Linked DNA regions of Homo sapiens: region 2 is linked to region 1. The links are chromatin contacts, found by Hi-C or POLR2A ChIA-PET in ENCODE. All regions are on one chromosome and are shown on one strand. The core of a region is the stretch at or near the end of the contact, and the rest is flanking DNA. Distances in the headings are between cores, read along the strand shown. Region 1 holds the start of SPAST (spastin). Region 2 has its middle 8.8 kb from the start of LINC01946.

What was found. A loop is a pair of places that touch in the nucleus more often than their neighbours do. ChIA-PET counts read pairs that join two places held with the same protein, here RNA polymerase II (POLR2A). Pooled maps may share reads with other maps.
Region 2: a loop to region 1 is called in a map with no recorded cell type, with 8 times the contacts of the local background. The contact joins the enhancer-like site here to the promoter of SPAST in region 1. A Hi-C loop is called at or near these places in 3 of 37 single-sample maps with no recorded cell type and 5 of 50 pooled maps. POLR2A ChIA-PET finds 5 or more read pairs at or near these places in 6 of 52 experiments (GM12878, HEK293, T-cell and 3 more).

Annotation. Positions count from the first base shown.
Region 1 is chr2:32,061,074-32,065,332 of GRCh38, forward strand. SPAST (spastin) reads left to right here and starts at 2,483. Exons shown (of 17, transcript NM_014946.4): 1 at 2,483-3,173. The coding sequence starts at 2,759. RefSeq lists enhancers at 2,277-2,346, 2,395-3,195 and silencers at 2,567-2,706, 2,767-3,186, 3,217-3,346.
Region 2 is chr2:31,810,651-31,814,834 of GRCh38, forward strand. No RefSeq gene overlaps it. Among named protein-coding and RNA genes, the nearest start is that of LINC01946, 8.8 kb to the left of the region's middle. RefSeq lists a silencer at 1,587-1,666. Within about 2 kb of position 1,546, at least 10 of the 41 ENCODE cell types and tissues checked have a DNase peak (open chromatin) inside an H3K27ac peak, as active enhancers do.

The sequences.
Region 1 (4,259 bases), core at 1,233-3,732:
GGCTCACTGCAACCTCCACTTCCTGGGTTCAAGTGATTCTCCTGCCTCAGCCTCCCGAGTAGCTGGGATTACAGGCATGCGCCACCATGCCCGGCTAGTTTTGTATTTTTAATAGAGAAAGGGTTTCTCCATGTTGGTCAGGCTGGTCTCGAACTCCCGACCTCAGGTGATCCGCCTGCCTTGGCCTCCCAAAGTGTTGGGATTACAGGTGTGAGCCACCGTGCCAGGCCCTGAATCAGATTTAAAAGAGGGCATTTCATTAAAAAAAATTTTTTGTTGTTTGCTTTTGAGACAGAGTCTCGCTCTGTCGCCCAGGCTGCAGTGCATTGGCATGATCTTGGCTCACCGCGGCCTCAGCCTCCCAGGTTCAAGTGATTCTCCTGCCTCAGCCTCGCACTAGTTGAGATTACAGGAATGCACCACCACCACAGGAATGCACCTGTCTAACTTTTGTATTTTTAGTATAGAGGGAGTTTTGCCATGTTAGCCAGGCTGCTCTTGAACTCCTGACCTCCGGTGATCTGCTCGCCTCGGCTCCCAAAGTTCTGGGATTACAGGCGTGAGCCACCACACCCGGCCGAAAGAGGGCATTTCAGAATGAGGGTCTAGCATAAGCACAGAGAAGGGGGAGCAATAAGAGGGAAACAGGGAGTAGGTCATTTTTGCAATAGCCTGTGACATTTGTAGGGCAGTACTGGCGGGGAATAATTAAGTAAAATTGGCTGGTGCTGTGGCTCATGCCTGTAATCCCAGCACTTTGGGAGGCCGAGGCGGGCAGGTTGCTTGAGCCCAGGAATTCAAGACCAACCTGGGAAACATAGCAAGACCCTGTCTCAACAAAAAAGTAAAAAAATTAGCTGGGGGCGCGATGGGGTGGCTCATGCCTGTAATCCCAACACTTTGGAAGGCTGAGGCAGGCGGATTGCTTGAGCCCAGGAGTTGGAGACCAGCCTGGGCAACATGGTGAAACCCTGGCTCTATAAAGAATACAAAAATTAGTCGGGCCCAGTGGCGTGTGCCTGTGATCCCAGCTACTCGGGAGGCTGAGGTGGAAGGATCACCTGAGCCAGGGAGGTGGAGGTTGCAGTGAGTCATGTTGTTTGCGCCACTGCACTCCAGCCTGGGCAATGGAGTGAAACCCTGTCCAAAAAATAAAAAAATAAAGCTGTGGCAGAATGTGGAGATTCTTGGAAGCTGGAAGCTCTCATGGGGCATTTGGAAACCTCACATTGTAAATAACGGAGTCTTTTTATCAGTTTGGCTTCCTTAGTTTTAGGAAACAAGAAATAATTATGGCTAACTCAAGTAAAAAGAGAAAGAGAAGAGAAAAAAGACGTGGAGATAGAGAGAGAGGGAGAGAGAGGAAAAGACGAAAGGAAGGAAGGGGGAAAGGAGAGAGGAAGAGAGAAACAGAGAAACAGACTGATTAGTGTATTGGATAGATTACATAACCAAGTGACCAGTCAGGAACCCAGCAGCTCTGGGGGAGCTCAATGTGATGCATTGATAAACCCGCTCTTAAGAGCACTCGTTTCCAGTTACTTTCTATTCGGTGGGTCTCCAGCCAAGATTCCAGGTCCCAGGAGAATCTGACTGACCTAGTGTTTGCTTCCGCCTTTGCGGTCTGGGTTCTGTGCTTGCAGCTCATTAGAATACAGGGAGCAGAGACAAGCAGGTAGTTTCCCAAAGGAAGGGATGCTGAGTAGATTAAAAAAAAAGTGTAGATTCTTCAGTAAACTATGGGATGGTAACTATGCAAAACCTAAGATTTCCCTTATTCAAATAAATTATCTTTCATATTAGACATCTAAATATGCACTAATTTAGTTAAACCCCTGGGTTAGTTGATCTCATCACACTGAGCTAACATTTTTGTTGCTGTTGTTTGCAGTGACCTGAAGTTTCTTATCTTCACAATTGCTTTCCTCTCAAATAATTCCCAGATTTTAAATTTTTATTTTATTTTTTCTGGAGACGGAGTCTCGCTCTGTCGCCCAGGCTGGAGTGCAGTGGCGCGATCTCAGCTCACTTGCAGCCTCTGCCTCCCGAGTTCAAGCGATTCTCCGGCCTTAGCCTTCCAACCAGCTGGGACTACAGGCGCGCGCCCCCACGCCCGGCTAATTTAATTCCCAGATTGATATCCATTGCTTCTGAGATGGGCCAATTATCCTTCGGAGAAGACTTAGGTCGCCTGGCAGAAAAAGATGAAAGAAATCTAAGAAAACGACGACACTGAGAGAGGAGCCTAGCGAACCAGCAGAGCGACCCCAAGCCGCAATTCCCCCTTCCGTGGATCGATTACGAAGGCTTCCTGGCAGGAGCTCTCCAGGGCTGCCGACGTGAGCCGAACTGCACATTGGGAACTGTAGTTGAGTGGGAAAGCCGAGAGGCGGGGGCCGCACACGCGTACAGGGGCCCCGGTCAACAAAGACGCGCCGTGCGCGCGCGCGCCGGAGAAAAACACGGGAAGACGTGCGCGTGCGCGGCCGCCGCTGGGAGCCACCAGGCGGCGGAGAGGACAGCGACAGGAAGGGAGGGGCCCGAGCCACCGACTGCAGGAGGAGAAGGGGTTGTGCTCCTGGCCGAGGAAGGAGAAAGGGGCGGGGCCGGCGGGCAGCGTGCGGCAGTGCGGAGCTCCTGAGACCGGCGGGCACACGGGGGTCTGTGGCCCCCGCCGTAGCAGTGGCTGCCGCCGTCGCTTGGTTCCCGTCGGTCTGCGGGAGGCGGGTTATGGCGGCGGCGGCAGTGAGAGCTGTGAATGAATTCTCCGGGTGGACGAGGGAAGAAGAAAGGCTCCGGCGGCGCCAGCAACCCGGTGCCTCCCAGGCCTCCGCCCCCTTGCCTGGCCCCCGCCCCTCCCGCCGCCGGGCCGGCCCCTCCGCCCGAGTCGCCGCATAAGCGGAACCTGTACTATTTCTCCTACCCGCTGTTTGTAGGCTTCGCGCTGCTGCGTTTGGTCGCCTTCCACCTGGGGCTCCTCTTCGTGTGGCTCTGCCAGCGCTTCTCCCGCGCCCTCATGGCAGCCAAGAGGAGCTCCGGGGCCGCGCCAGCACCTGCCTCGGCCTCGGCCCCGGCGCCGGTGCCGGGCGGCGAGGCCGAGCGCGTCCGAGTCTTCCACAAACAGGCCTTCGAGTACATCTCCATTGCCCTGCGCATCGATGAGGATGAGAAAGGTAACTAGGGGGCTGGGGGAGGGGGCGGCGGCGCCGGGAAGAAGGCGGTGGGGTCGCCGGGGGAGGGCAACACCTGCGTCCCTTTTCTGCGGGAGGGGACGGTGCACCCCCGGAATTGATATGCCCCGGGAGACTGCTTTCCCGTAGGTCGGAGCCTCATCTTCTAGTATTCTTAAAACCTCTCCCCTTTCAGGGCACTGTAGCTGTCGACTTTGTTTCAGACACCAGCCTTCCCCCACACTTCTGCATGACCCAGGTCACTATGAGACACCCAGACGTGTTGATGACAGTGACATTTGTCCTAGAGTGACCACACTGATCCTTTCTAGCACTGTGAAGAGTGTGCAGCTTCCTCTGAACCAAGGTTTCCAAAAGGTTTTGATATTGAAGAAGCAGTGCCGCCTTACTGGCTTTTAATGAAAGCAGAGTATTGTAGTGTCAGAAAAAAAGAACAAATGGTGACAATTTTGAAAGAAATAGCTGCATATGACTGCAGTTGAATTTGCATCATTTTAATCAAGATAATCATTTTATCAGTACAACGATTCCTGAATACTTTTTCAATGAAGTTATATTTAGCATAAAACTTTTCCCCCTGTTGCTTTGATTTTAATTAAAACAGTATTCCAAAGTAGCCTTTAATTTCCAAGTTGAAATGTTTGATGAATGGATTGCGTAAACTTAAACATACCACTTTACAGTAAAACCTAAAACAACTATGTATGTTTCTGAATGAAAGCAAGGATACTACATCTTTCGGGTTTCTTTTAAGCTAACTTTTTTTTTTTTTTGAGACGGAATCTCGCCCTGTCGCCCAAGCTGGAGTGCAATGGTGCAGTCTCGGCTCACTGCAACCTCCGACTCCCTGGTTCCAGCGATTCTCCTGCCTCAGCCTCCCGAGTAGCTGGGATTACAGGCACGCACCACCACGCCTGGCTAATTTTTGTATTTTTAGTAGAGTAGGGATTTCACCATGTTGGCCAGGATGGTCTCCATCTCCTGACCTCGTGATCGGGTCGCCTCGGCCTCCCAAAGTGCTGGTAATACAGGCATGAGCCACCGCGCCTGGCCTTAAGCTAACATTTT
Region 2 (4,184 bases), core at 296-2,795, 250 kb before region 1:
TGAGGCTAACAGTTTATACTCACTGTCTGTCCATGCACGCTTCTACATCCATTCAGACTAGCAAGAGAATACCGTTGCACCAATTGCTAAACTTAAATGTGAATAACAGAGGAGAGTCTCTCGTATAATGTTACAGTAACTCTTCTAGTCCTGGGACCAGACCTTTACATTTGAATGAAAGTTCAAACAGATTCAATTAACACTGAGTTCAAATTCTGAACGAAAGTTCAATTCTTAAAAAATCTGGCTGGGTGCAGTGGCTCACACCTGTAATCCTAGCACTTTGGGAGGCTGAGACGGGCAGATTGCCTGAGCTCAGGAGTTCAAGACGAACCTGGCCAACATGGTGAAACCCCATCTCTACTAAAATGCAAAAAAAAGAAAAAAACAGCCAGGCATGGTGGCAGGCGCCTGTAATCCCAGCTACCCAGGAGCCTGAGGCATGAGAATTGCTTGAACCCAGGAGGCAGAGGTTGCAGTGAGCCGAGATCGTGCCACTGCACTCCAGCCTGGGCAACAAAGTAAAACTGTTTCCAAAAAAAAAAAAAAAAATCCAATTGTCCTTCTTTTTACCCCATCTTCCAGACTATTCCCCATTAATTTTTATTTTTCAATTTTAGAAGAAATATCATTTATGTTTGTTTTGGTTTTGGTTTCAAAAAAGTTGATGCACTTTTGATCTAGCCCTGGTGCTCAGAGATGAGCCAGCTTGTTCTGCTCTGTAGGCTTAAAAGAGCTTTTTAAATAGCAAAACAATAAAATAATTCAGTTATCATAACTTTTCCCAAAAAGACCTTCTAACTTGAGAAGACCGGATCTTCTGTCTCATAGAACACTGAATACTGTACTCTTCTTGCTTCCTTCAAAATCTTAGAACCAAAGACCTCGTCAGAATACCGTTCATAGATAATTAATGCAGCTCCAGTTGTTTAATTGCAAGACTTGGCCTTGATTTTTGGTTATTTAATTCTCTCAGTAAAATGTAGCTGTTTTTAAAGCACCAGTTTTATGAGCACATGCTGTACTCATTGATGCTATGGAGTCCTTTGCATCTTTTCCCAGCTGGCAAAGTTTTTATAATGACATCTTAGGGATGAGACCATTAGAGAAAGAGAACCCATCTCGGGATTTACTGGGCAAATTAATCCTTTAAATTAGTACTTGCCCCAGGCCAGGATACCTCTCCTGTGGGGCTGTGGCATTAAGGGGGAAGAAGGTAAATACAATTGAGAGAGAAAATATTTAATAGCTTTCAAGTAAAACATATCTGGGCTTCAATAGTACTATCACTATGTTGCTTTGCACAAGTCCTAATAGCTATTAAAGTCTCAATTTTCTCATCTGTAAAATGAGATCTTGCAGGGCCATTGTAAGAATTAAGTGGGTTAATGGATATAAAGCATTTGGCCTACAGCAAGCTTGTAACATAATTTAAATCCCCCTGGAAAAAGAAAACCTGAAGTTTAAAGACAGAATCAGAACTGAAAGCAAGAACAGAAGCACTTCCTCTTAGAATCAGACATCCGGACCACACTCCTTGCCCTGACAGAGCGTAGGACATCTAGAAGGTTAGAGGAGAAGTCTGACTGTCATGGGGAGGAAGTTTGCCTAAACCAAGGCTGGTGCCCTCTCTAAAGCAGTTCAAAAGAATTTGAAAACACCAGCTCTGAGCACCCCACATAGCTTGTCAACTCACCCCATGTTATCTCAGTCATGATGACTCAACACTAGAGCCTGGCTTGGCCAGAGCACTGAGGCTACAGCCTTCTGTAAACAAGACCAAGGACACAGGACAGCAAGAAAGAAGACAGACAGGTCACTCTCCTGGCTACTTCTATCCAAACCTGTATATCAAAAGAAGAGAACTTCTCTCATTCACACTGCAGGAGAGGGTACAGGAGCAGAAGGAGTAAAGAGGAGATGGGACTTGGCTTAAGCACTGAAACAAATTGTGTGTCTGCACCCTAAACTGTCAACCCTGGCTATTCTTCAAGGTAAAGAAGAGGGCCCTAAATAATCATTTATGAATCATGTGGTCCAGGCACTCTCCCAGAGATCACTTCTCTCACTCCTCACCACATCTCTATTGGTAAAATATTATACTCCCTCTTTTAGTGAGGAGCAGAGGCTCTGAGAGACTATCAAGCTGTCCAAAGTTAAACAACTGAATCAGAACAGAAATTAGAACACAGGTCTTTCTGACATCTTACAAAACCAGTTAACATAGAATTCTGTATTTGGTATATAGAGTGTTTTCATTTTTGTGAGTTTGGGTTTTTGTTTGGTCAGTTATATTCAGGGGGTTCTTATTCTCCCCTAAATACTATTAAGTCATAGATATAAAATCCAACCCACTTCTTTTTAAAGACTTTGGATAAAACGCTGAGATGGGAGAGATCCCTTGACCCCTTCCTGGGACTTGCAACACTGGTGTGGCTCATTTTACTCAGCTACCACCCTCGAACCCCTTGTGGAAAGGGGAGCACACAGGTGAGCAGGTGCAAGAGCCAGGGCAAGTGCCTTTGGCCACCAGCCAGCCCACAGCAGCATCTAGGAGTTGCCCGCGACCTCTGGAGCCCCAGAAAGCATGTGTTACAAACAATGCTCTTTTAGCTTTCCCATCCACGGATGGCTTAAGTGCTGAACAGCTCAGTGAAGAGTCAGTGTGACAGCCTTTTTGGGTCCCCACACCCAATGCATCTCGAATTCTTGTCTGGCATCCAGGAAGAATCAGGTCATACGAACGGATCAAAGGATGGTGTATGCAGAAGATTTTATTGAGCAATGGAAGTGGCTCTCAGCAGGATGGGGAGCTAGAAAGTGGATGGAGTAGGAAGATAGTCTTCACCTTCCCCTTGCGGGAGGGGGAGCACACAGGTGAGCAGGCGCAGGAGCCAGGGTGCCTCCCAACCATCCCCAACTGAACTCCTCTCAACGTTCAGATGCTTCTTCTCAACGTTCAGATGCTTCTTCTCTTCTCTCCTCCTCTGCCATGCCACTCTGCTCCTCTGCCAGTGGAGCTTGGGCCTTTTATGAGTACAGAATGGGGGGCTTGGTGGGCCAGGGTCATTTTGGAAAAGGCAACATTTGGGCAGGAAAACAGGAATGCATGTTTTCATTTAGGGCCATGGGTCCAGGCCTGAGGATGAAGCCCTCTCCAGGGACCCCACCTTCTTCTACCCAGTATTTCCCTGCCTCCTGTCCATATCAATACTTTAATTAGCCTTAATGTTAAATCTGTTCTGAAGTCTTCAGATTTCAATAATCATTTCTTTATTACCATAATTAATGTAAATAATTCAAGAAAGTGGAAATTCTAACCCTATTGGGCTTTTCCCACAAGTGCCTGGTGCTTATCTGAAATAATGAACTAATTTCTCCTTGCTGCATCCATATATGAATCCAAAAACTGAGCAGTCCTTAGAAATGATCATTAGGCCTTCTCAGGTAGGCAGCAGGAAAAGCTGAAAGAATCTCAAAGGATCTGCAGCCAGGACATCCATTTAAAGAGGTAATATATGCTTCTATATAATTTATTATTTCTAACCTTGTTCCATTAGTTTTCACCACAAAAATTATTTCCAATTTTTCACCCACTTTATGCCAAACAGCAGGGGATGAATTACTACACCTCTTTAAAGGTTCTCAGAATTTCATGCAGTCTGAGTTACGAAAACAGAAAATGCAGGTTTCAAGCCAATAGTGTTTGCTTTGTTGAGTGAACTGAATTATTACATGTAAAAGGAATCCTATTTGCTAAGGATATTACTTTAATGGAGGTTTAGTTTTGAGCTTTTTATTTATTTTATTTTTTTTTTTTTTAGACAGAGTCTCACTCTGTCACCCAGGCTGGAGTGCAGTGGCACAATCTCGGCTCACTGCAACCTCTGCTTCCTGGGTTCAGGCAATTCTCCTGCCTCAGCCTCCTGGGTAGCTTGGGACTACAGGCACGCACCACCACGCCCAGCTAATTTTTGTATTTTTAGTAGAGACAAGGTTTCACCATGTTGGCCAGGATGGTCTCGATCTCTTGACCTCGTGATCCACATGCCTTGGCCTCCAAAAGTGCTGGTATTACAGGCATGAGCCACCATGCTCAGCCATGGTTTTAATTTTTTTTAACAACATATTGCTCCACCAGAAACAAGCACATTAACTAGCTTAGTTCCTGTGGTTGGTTGGTT